2 separate regions of the Mus musculus genome follow, and region 2 is linked to region 1. Evidence: chromatin loops called from intact Hi-C (ENCODE). Cell type or tissue: gastrocnemius. All regions are shown on one strand. Each heading gives the region's core, and the rest is flanking DNA. Links, peaks and the distances in the headings are about the cores only. Region 1 overlaps Cemip (cell migration inducing protein, hyaluronan binding). Region 2 overlaps Cemip (cell migration inducing protein, hyaluronan binding).

Evidence for each region. A loop is a pair of places that touch in the nucleus more often than their neighbours do. Peaks named below come from ENCODE experiments on the same cell type or tissue, not always from the same donor. Only the 100,000 strongest peaks of a DNase experiment are listed, where the experiment ranks them.
Region 2: it touches region 1 in a loop (2.5-fold over the local background); 2 of 42 quality-filtered maps call a loop at or near these places.

What each region holds. Positions count from the first base shown.
Region 1 is chr7:83,949,782-83,955,164 of GRCm38, forward strand. Cemip (cell migration inducing protein, hyaluronan binding) reads right to left here. Exons shown (of 29, transcript NM_030728.4): 21 at 3,006-3,186; 22 at 1,622-1,837. Among named protein-coding and RNA genes, the nearest start is that of Gm30440, 18 kb to the right of the region's middle. In gastrocnemius, for the core only: no CTCF peak of the experiment used is centred there; a DNase peak (open chromatin) is centred at 2,904; H3K27ac peaks cover 2,073 bases.
Region 2 is chr7:84,066,667-84,072,049 of GRCm38, forward strand. All of the region lies in intron 1 of Cemip (cell migration inducing protein, hyaluronan binding), which reads right to left. Among named protein-coding and RNA genes, the nearest start is that of Cemip, 17 kb to the right of the region's middle. In gastrocnemius, for the core only: no CTCF peak of the experiment used is centred there; a DNase peak (open chromatin) is centred at 2,443; H3K4me3 peaks cover 310 bases.

The DNA of each region.
Region 1 (5,383 bases), core at 209-5,208:
TGGGGCTGAGAAAATCCCCTAGCCTAGGAGAGAGGCATTGTTTCAGTCTCCTTTTCAACACTGCTCGGCAGGCCGTCTGCATGCCTCTTGTCAACAGTTCCCATGTTCTGCAGCGGCTCCTCCAGCCATCATCGCTCTCTGCAGGCCCACTCCTGGATTCTCAGCCCATGACCTCACTCTCCAGTTCAGAAAGAAACTGCCTCAACTTCCTGTCCTTGCTCTCCTTTTGTTAAAGCCAGCCCTTCTCCCAACCTGCACTCTGTTCCCACCTGGCTTCTGGAGCCCTGTCCTCTCAGCATGGCACTGACTTTCTCTCTACCTCTATTCCTTCACCAAATCTCCATTTAGCTATTCTCTTAAAGTTCCACTTTCTGACGTCTGCTATGGTGATGAGGATGCCCACCATGGTCTTGAAGACACCTTCACTCACATACGTCCTTTTCTGGCACACCTGGCATTGTGCTTTTTTCTTAATCAGACAGTTTTCTCTGGCCTCTTTCAATTCATTAATTCATTCACGCCTTCACCACTCATTCATCTAAGTAAAGGCAGTAATGGTCACAGGGTCATGGCATTATTTCAGGTTGTTACATTCCAGACATTGTATAGCACTGTTTTGTGTGTTAGCCATGGGTCACAAGTACACAATGACTCCTGGACATGAAGACAATATGGCCTAGGAACCAGTTTAAAAATGCCGTTTTAATGAATTTAAATCACAAAGTGCAATAAATTTCAAAACAAAAGCAGTGAAAAAAAAGTCTTCTTATTAAAACAGAACTTGATTATTTTAGTAGGCCCCTGTGTTACTTTGAGGAGAACTAACATTTCCAAAGGAATGGGCTAGTGGGATACAGCGATGGCTCAGTAGTTAAGAGCACTTGCTCCTCCTACAGAGGACCTGGGTTCAGTTCCCAGCACCTACATAGTGGTTTACAACCATCCATAACTCCAGTTCCAGGGGAACTGACACCTTCTTCCAATCTCTGTGGGCACCTACATGCAAGAAGTGCATATACACATATGCAGGCAAAACACTCATACACATAAAATAAATATTAAGAAAGAAGTGGACTAGAAATATAAAATATATATGAAAGCTTGAAGTCTGAACAGAAAGAAATTGATTGATAACTTTTATATTAACTACATGTTGAAAGGATAATATTTTGAATATGTGTAAAATACTATTGAATTAATTTCTCTCTCTCTTTTAACCTTTTAACATGACTACTAGGAAAGCTATGGCTAGCATTATATTTCTTTTCCTAAAAAAGGACAGGAGGAAGGATTTTATTTGTATTATCTAAAATCGTTCCTAAAATATCATCACAGAACTTTGGCTTTTAGCTTAAGTTTACACATGAGGATGCTGAGACTCCAGGGGTGACGCTGCAGACCAGCAGCTAGTAAGTGCTAGGACTGGACATGATAGACCCAGTACAGTGTGTTGACTGAAAATCCTGTGGATTGGGAGTGAAGGGCAGAAAAAGGAGGGAAGGAACAGCTTGCATCATTCTTGGCCCAACATAGAACTAACTGGACACACGGAAGGCTCTCTGAGTCCTTGTCACGTGAGTGAGAGAGTGAGATAGTGAGTGGTTTAGAGTGGCATCCCCACCTGTGCATAGCGCCCACTGCAGATGGCCCCTCTCCAGTCTGGGACATTGATGCAGTCTGGGTGTCGGACCAGCCAGTTGTCGTCCTTAGTGAGATAGGAGCCAGGGTACTCCGACACAGAGCCGTCCAGATCATGGAACACAGATGTCTTGTCCCCGTCCATGTCCAGCTGGTTGAACCAGGGCCCGGGCTCTCCGAAGAACACTCTGGAAGTAATCTGAACAGAGCCCAGGAAAATAAGCCTGAGGCAGGAGGTGAACGGAAACTGCAGCCGTCATCAGGCCAGGGCAAAGTTTCCAATTTCCGCTGACATTACGAAGCAGCCAGACAGAGGCTGCCCTTGGGCACTAGAGGAAACCGCATGGCTGACCATCTCATGGAGCCCAAAAAACAGTCAGAGTGTCACCATGCCTTAACCCCCAAAACTAGCACACAATTCTGGCTCTGCTCACTGGTTTGTCTGTCGTAGGTGGCCTTAGAGGCTGATCTGCTAGAGGAGGGGCTTAGGATTGGAAGAATTTGAGTGTTCTGTAGAATGGGCTGGTGAAGGGGGAGGTTGTGTGGGTGTTTGTATGAGAAAGTGTATAGGGGGTACCTGTGTGTGAATGTGTGGATGAGCTTTTATGTGTGGTGGGTTTAAGGAGGACAGGTTCACGGTGAAAGCCATTGGATATCTCTGTCACTGACCTCCTACAGGCTCTCGGGTCTGAGAGAAGAAATTCCATAACTTAAGTTTTGTATTGTCACAGTGGCCTTAATCTGTGAGTGAGCAGACAGGCAAAGGCAGTAGCAGGAAGGAGGAGGAAGAACTGAGGAGGAAGAGGGCAAGGAGGAGAGGAGTGGGAGGAGGGAAAGGTTTGGAAGACCACAGTGTTTCTCTCCACAGGCTATATATGTTGTCTGCTGTAGATAATGAGAAGTAGCAGTTCTCACAGGCATCCTTGGACTGCTCTCCTGACCCTCAGCTCCCCACGCTGTCCCCATGTGCAGCCAGGAAAGTCCTGTTTACATCAACTTTCAGGATGAAGTCAAACAATGTCTTCAGAAGACTTCCCTTGGGTACTGCTAGAATTTTGAGATGATCTGTGCCAACTCAGGTAGCCTGGTTCCATCATCCAGCTCATCATTCAGAACCCAGGAGTTCTTCCTGAGGTACAGATGGAAGGCCAGCGGGCACTCACCCAGACTTGACCTCTTGCTGTGATCTGAACTTGTACTCTTCCAGTCTGGGCAGAGAGCAAACTGGGACGTGGCCCAGCCTACTTGGAGGAAGCTATTCCACCCTTGTGGTGATGGCAACAGCTCAATCTCCAAGCCGTGGGGGACAAGTGAGTCATCACTTGAAGCCTGGCTGTGCCAGGAGCCTGTCCTGACACCACACTCACCGGGACATCCTCAAAGGCTATGTTGGTCACATTGTTGTGAGGGCAGCTTTGCCAGGCATTGTTTAGGCGGAAGGCCAAGGCACTGGTGTGCCTGCCCTCGAGGGCCGCGAACTTGCGGAAGGTGCAGTTCTGGATGTTGATGGGGCCATCGTAGAACTGAATTCCTCTAATGGGAAAATTCCTGTGGAGTTAAGGAAGACAGGTGTCAGCTGAGTGCCATGTTGTTTGCTTCTTTGGAGGTGAATGACAAGAAATTTTTCTGGGTGAAGTTATTCCTGATCCCCCACCTCCAGCAACTCCTTCCACTGAAAATCATTAAGTTAATTAATTCACTGGGAAGGCATTTATGGGCACAGTATCAATGATGGATAAATGTCTGTATAGATGGATGATGGATGGTAGGGATACATTGACTGGATAATGTTTGGTAGAGGAATAGATGGTGGATACATGAGTGCATGGATTGGGGTGGATGGATGGGTAGACGGATGCTGGCTGATAGGCAGATGGATGAATGGATGAATAGATGGGGAGTTTGTAGGTAGATGGATGGTAGATGAATAGATGGAGGGTGGCTGGATGAGTAGATGAATGGATGATAGACAGCTAGTTGGCTGAATGACTAGTAAGTTGGTAGATAAATAGATGTCTATCAAGTTGTTGGCTTAGGGATCTGTTTAGGCAGTTTCTCTACTCTTCCCATCAATGTGTCCAGTCACTAGGAAAATACTGTAAATACTTCTAGAGGCTGCCAGTATTTCGTCCCTTGAGGGAGGGGAGCACTGTTAGTCACTATCGTCCTAGTTTTAGTTGCTATAACAGTTTAATCAGATTAAGATCCAGATGCGTTTCCTCTGTAAACCTATCCACAGGCAATGTGCTGGGTTTAGGAAATAGGAACAGAAATACAAAGAATAAGCAATGATTGAAAAGAATTACAGTACAACTTTTAAAACATTGCCAGAGGCAAAGACAGCTTTTGCTAGAAAAGCAAGACCACAGATTGACACAGGGCCCCTGAGAAGGTCTGATACTGGCAAGTAACAGGAAGGAATTGGGAAGAGGTGGAAGCTGGGAGACATGGAGGGACCAGGGAGGAATCAGTGACAGAGCAGGGAGGAGGGGCTCAGTGGTACCTCCTCCACTTACTTGACACTCTTGAGCAGGGTATGTGAAAGGAAGGCCCATGGGGGACTGGTCAGATTGCTTGGTAGCCTTTCCCAGGGCTGGTTACAAATCTAAGCTGGTCATTTTCTATGCCTAACATGTCCTTTTATACCCACGTCTCTGCTTCTGGCTTGGTCCCTTCCCTTCTCTTCCTTGTGGAGCTTAGGGAAGCAAGGGAATGAAGATGAAAAAGAAAGTACATGAAGGCTCTGATCCCAAAGAGAGACTGTCCCCAGCTGTCCCTACTCTTCTATTCAGGCTCCCAGATAATGCATATGGCTCCCAAGAAGTCTCTACTCACCCCCAAATTCCCTGTGTTTCAATATTTTTATATTAGTAAGCAGTGGTACCATCACCTTGGATCTTGGTTCTCATAGGGCCCATCCATGCATTTTTCCAGTTAAAGTGTTCAGGTAGCACATTTTTGCTAGTTCTACATAAACCATATGTTTAAGATCCTAACCTTCCTCAATAAAAACTGCAAGGTCCTTCCTAGGTCTCTTCTCTCAGAAGCATTGCGAGAAACCTGTCTGAGCCTATCAGGAAGTCACCAGAATATCCTGTCCCTGGAGGGTAGTAACCTTCTAGAAAGAAATTCTAGAAATGAAGACTCAGAATCACTTATAAATAAAAGGGTCTTCCATATCTCTTAAAATGGAAGAAAGGGCTTCTTGATAAGTCAAGAAGACCAGGTGAAAGCCTCTGTATGCCTCCAGGTGCACTCAGGTGGAAAGTTTCAGTGTGTATGTTTCTGTCCTGATTATAGCAGCAAAAACTGTTCTTTTCATGAAAAGAAGACTAAACCAATTCTAGGGCCTCAGTGGAACAAGCCTAGCCTCTTGCATGCATGGCCACCTTGAGATGATCTGTCTCTGGTTTAAGAGTCCAATCTGTGTGAGACAAGGCTGCAGGTTTGATTACTTCTGCTCATCCTGATTGCCTCTTTGCTATAATCAGAATTGAAAGACTTCATGTGAGTTGCTAAGTGGACTCAGAATCCATTTTCTGGACACCATGTTTCCCTGAACATCTAATGGTTGTGTGCTCTTTGGAATCTAGTCTACAAGTGTGTTTTGACATCTTTCCTCATTCCAGATTTCATCCTCATTGTGTCTCAACTATTACTGCAGGTTGATAGAGAGCAGAAAAATTCAAAGTCAACAAATAGAAGTCACGCATTAACTTCTTTCTTTTCACAGATATCACTCAAG
Region 2 (5,383 bases), core at 102-5,101, 120 kb after region 1:
ATCCCATCTAAGGATGCGCATGTGGACATCTGAAGAAGCTCCCAGAACATGTACCAAACCAGAAAGATTTATTTCCTTCATTTAAAGATTCAGAGGAGAGCACTGAGAACTGACCCAGAATCACTGGGAAGTGATGTCACTGTTCTAGCTAGCCCACGCCCCATGGTCATTATTTTAAAAGTGATGAGACCATCCATGCAAGCTGGGGCTGGAGCTGTGCCCCTGTCAACATCTGATGTGTGGGCAGGCCCCTAGGGGCCATATGCTGATGCAGTGGGTAGGAAAGGAGTCACCTTCCGGGAGGTTGGTGTGCCTGGCTGGAGTCAGAGGCAGGGCACTGGGGATGGTCAATGGACTGCTGGGTTTTCTTGGTTCTCTGGCTTTGCCCTGCAGCCACTGACAGGTTAAAGTAGATTTTAGGATCTGCAGCTGAGATTCTGGGCATGCACCCTCCCCTACTCCCATCCTGCCTTGCTACCACATTTGTCCCACATATCCCAAGGAGATGAGCTGACAGTTAGATGTCATGAGAAATAAACACAAGGCTCCTTGACAGAACTGGGGCTTGGGCAGATAAACTGCGCCATGTGACATGCCACTATGCCCAATGTCACGATGTATGAAAGTGAGTGTGACGGGTTGACCTCACAATGTCTCCCTTCCTCCTACCTTCCTGCCTCTCCTCAGACCCATGTTCTTTAGCTTTTCCCAACAGGAGGCAGATTCTACATCTCTTCTTTCTAGGAGCTGGCCTTGCTTCAGCCAGAAGGGAAAAGAAGGAAGAAACTGTATCAGTCACTTTTCGTTGCCATGATAAACCACCATGATAAAAAGCAACTTGTGGATAAAAAGGGTTTATCTTGGTTTACAGTTCCAGGGGGACACAGTTCATCACAGTGGGGAAGCATGACAGCTAGCAGCTGGCATGGCAGCTGGAAAAGAGACCCTGAGAGTTCCATGTCTCCAACACAAATGTGGAGTAAAGGACAAAGGCAAAGGCTAGGCTTTAACCTCTCGAAGCCCTCCTCTAGGGACATACTTCCTTTATCAGGGCTACTCTTCCTAAATCTCCCCAAACAGAGCGACCACTGGAGACCAAGTGTTCAGATGCCTGAGTCTATGGGGGGTGGGGCAGTTCTAATTTAAACCAAATGAAAGGAAAGAAGAAATGTATCATTAAGTTGGGAGGTGCCTCAGAGAGACAATGCAAGCTGCTTCTTCCTCACAGAACTATATCAATAACCATTGGGACAACTCTAGGCTGATATAATGGTAACGAGAGACATGTGGTCCAATCAACCCTCTTCCCCTCAGTAGACAGCTGACTCTAAGGCCAGACATGTAGATGTTCCAGACCAACCAGCTTCCAGCCGTCTGCCAACTAAATGTAGACCTAAGAATTCATCAGGAACCAAAAGCCCTGTCTATAGCAGTTAATCCAGCTAGCTGGTCCACAGGCTGAAGACATATGGTTGTTTAAACCACTGGCCTGGGGCATGCTTTGTTACACAGCAATAGCATGTATTGAGAAGAAATGTTGAGAAGGCCTTGCAGAGGAGAGGATGATGCCCAGAGAAGACCAGGAAGAAAAAAATGGGTTGTTGAGTGGCTGGTTAGAGAAAACGGAACATATATAGCATGGAGGAATGGGGAAGAGAAAATATGCTCCAAAGGGCGTCACTAAAATATAAATTGAAAGGGGGACATACTTGAGCCAGACTCTGGAGAGAAGGAAGCTACCCAGTCATGAGATGCTTCCCTGTTGATCCCCAGACCTCTGACTGAATAGCCTCAATTTATCACAGATAATTAACAGTATCAAAAGAGGCAAAGTCAATGCATTTGCCTCATGCTAAGGAGTGAAATAGTTCAAACATGAGAGGCCATGGTGGGGATGTCAACTATCATGCAAGTTTCCTCTCTGGCTCTGATTAAAAAAAAAAAAAACTATGGTTAGTGCAGACCCCTCAAGAACATTCCCATGACAGAATGAGGATGAAGGCCCAACAAGATGGGAAAATGAGAAAGATGTTCCAAAGCGAGATGAAATGAAAGCCTGTTTCCCAGGACTGACTGATTGATTGATTTTGGAGAGGCGCAGTGGTTTTTTGAGACAATGTCTCTCTATACCACATACCACATCTCATGTGGCTGGAAAGAGCAGAGGCATTCAGAGAACAGTGGTGATTCCAGCTGCCTCTTCTACCATCTGTGAATTAAATCCAACATAAAGCCCTGTCTCCTAAGAGACAGTCATTGATGCAAAGTAGTGAGGCTTCTGAAGCCTGAGACAAAGTGAAAGGACTGTGTGTGGCCGTGGATGAAGGTTGATGAGACACCTAGGGAACAGCTCTCGGGCCAACTCTGCAGAAGGACTCCATGACTCTGACACTAGGCAGCCAGCGCCCCAGCACGCCACAGCCTAATCCTCACTTGGCTAACCCTCAGAGCAGAGTCACTGCAGGCTGGCCCCAGCCCTCACTCCCAGACATATCCAGGCTTGGCCCACTCAGAGGCAATCACTGAAGTTGGCCCAGATGGTCAGATCAAGTGTCTGCCTGAATTCCTACTGAGCTAGCTTTATCGCATTCCAGTTATCTGTGCTGGTAACTGGATCAAATATACTCTTCCTGGCAGCACAAATCAATGGATAAAGGAAAGATTGTTCGATACAATTGTGCTGGGCTAACAGGTTAGTAATTGAAGGGATAATGGAGTTAGCGTATCTCCTTGCACCAGGAGCTGAAAGGAATTCCAGACAGGTCAAAGAGCTTAAAAAATCAACTCATGGATCATCAGGTAGCTCTAGAATTTTCCTTGGTACAGAGATCAAGATGCAACTACCTGATAGACTGGGCTACATGAAAATACTTCACATACCATATTTTATTTTTTAGGTGAAAAATGAAGAGAGAACTTTACAAATTCACAGGCATTGTGGACATTATGAGAAAAAATGAGCAGCTCATAAGTAAACATATAAGATGAGAGGACTTGAAAATTATTTTCAACCTTACCAGTGGTAAATAAATACAACTATGAGTTTGCAAACAATAAATAAATGTAGCTGTGATTTTCACACACTAAAATTAATTTTTAGCTTTAGGAATATTGATTGTTGGTGAGCCTGGCATTGTTATAAGCAGTGATGGTGTAGATTTTACTAAATCTTTGGAGATGCCTTGAAAGAAGAATCAGAAGTAGTCAAGCACTTTGGCCCATTGCATTCCATGTTTAGGAATCTTTCCTGTGCAAAGCTATCAAAATTGAGGGTAACACTACATAACATTCTTTAATTTCTTAATAATAATAAAAAAAGATTTAGCAAGGAATTTGATACCCTTTAAAGAGCAATAAAACTGATTATTTTTAAAATTGAGACAACCCAAAACCACATGTGTGCAAGTTAAAGTTACATTTATTCATTTTGTTTTTTTGTTTTTTGTGTTTTGATTTTTGGTTTTTGTGGGGTTTTTTTGGGGAGGGGGGGTTTGAGACAGGATTTCTCTGTATAGCCCTGGCTCTCCTGGAACTCACTTTGTAGACCAGGCTGGCCTCGAACTCAGAAATCCGCCTGTCTCTGCCTCCCAAGAGCTGGGATTAAAGGCATGTCCCATCACGCCCGGCTACATTTATTCATTATAAAGACACCTAATAATACCAAAAAATTATTCATCCAGACTCCTATCATGGGTTTTAGGTGACAATGCTAGAGTTGTGTTTTATGTGATTTCCAATTAATAAATTGTGCTGGTTAGTTTGTCAACTTGACACAAACCTAAACATATGTGGGAGAAGGCAGCTCAATTGAGAAAATGCCTCCACCAGATTTCTTATAGACAGGACTATAGGGCATTTTCCTGATTAAAAATTAATGTGGGAGAGCCAAGACAACATGGAGTGGTCCCATCTCTGAGCATGTGGTTCTAAGTTGGGTAAGAAAGTAGTCTGAGCAAGCCCTGGGGAGCAAGGCAGTGAGCAGCATTCATGCCTGGCCTCTGCTTCAGTTTCTACCTCGAATTCCTGCCTCAAGTTCCTGCCCTGACTTCCCTCAGGGATGGACTGACTTGGAGTTATAAACTGAAACAAACCCTTCCCTCCCCAAGGTGCTTTTGGTCATGGTGTTTTATCATGGCAATCGATCCTAAACAGTACATAAATGTAGTTATCAGGTGGTATTTATATATATATTATATATTATATCTTATATCTTATATCTTATATCTTATATCTTTTATATCTTATATCTTATATCTTATATCTTATATCTTATATCTTATATCTTATATCTTATATCTTATATCTTATATCTTATATCTTATATATTATATATTATATATTATATATTATATATAGAAACCTGTTAAACACAGATACATATGCAACATTCATATTATTTTAAGAAAATTGATCATATGCTTTCCCAGTCACCTTGCTCCCAGTTATGCCTTCTTCCTTCAAAAACGTAAATTGGACTGATTCAGTACAGTACCCAGAGGACATCCCTAAATGTTAGTGTAACGAGCAAATAGACAAGTTATGTAGAGAAGTGAATGGCTTCATTAATGAATGAAGAAATACATAAATAACCGGGCATTTTCTTTCTAAACAGTGGCTTAAAACCTGGAAACAGCTGGGTGTGGTAGTGCACACCTTTAATCCCAGCATTCAATAGGCAGATGCAGGCAGATCTCTGGGAGTTCCAGGCTAGCCTGGTCTACAAAGCCAATTCCATGACAGGCAGGGCTGTTACACAGAGAAACCCTGTCTCAAAAAACCAACCAACCAACAAACCAACCAACCAACCAACCAACATCTGGAAACACTTTAGCACTGCAGACTTGTTAGTGTTCTTTTACAGTCACAAACAAATCTCCAACCCACTGTGTCCCTTCTGCTCATGGGGACCCTTAATTCACCAGGTTATTTGATCTCTCTTTCCCCAGAGGGCCCATCTGTGATCAGCAGACAAATTCTAATTAGATCTTTTAATGTTTAAATAGCTTCCTCAAGAATAAAGGAACGCTTCTCCCTTTTCTGCCCTCTGTGTGCCTTTTATAAGAATATATTATTCTCATTTGTCTATATGACTGCACCCCACTCGCTTCCACCACTGCCTCAGGGTTGCAAGATGGAAGAGGTAATCGCTTGGTTTTGTGCCCTCCCTGTCTGGTGTGGAGTGGATGGTTAATAAATACCTTTAGCAAACTCACTACCTCATGGTTTTAGCTATCTCCCTGACACCAACTCCAGGCTTTCAAACTCATCTAGTTCTTTTCAGTCAACAGGTCAGGCTGTTAAATTCGTGGATGGCTTATCACACCCCGACGTGGGACACAAAGCATGCACCAAGTGTGATGAAAGCTTTTCACCCAGAACCCTG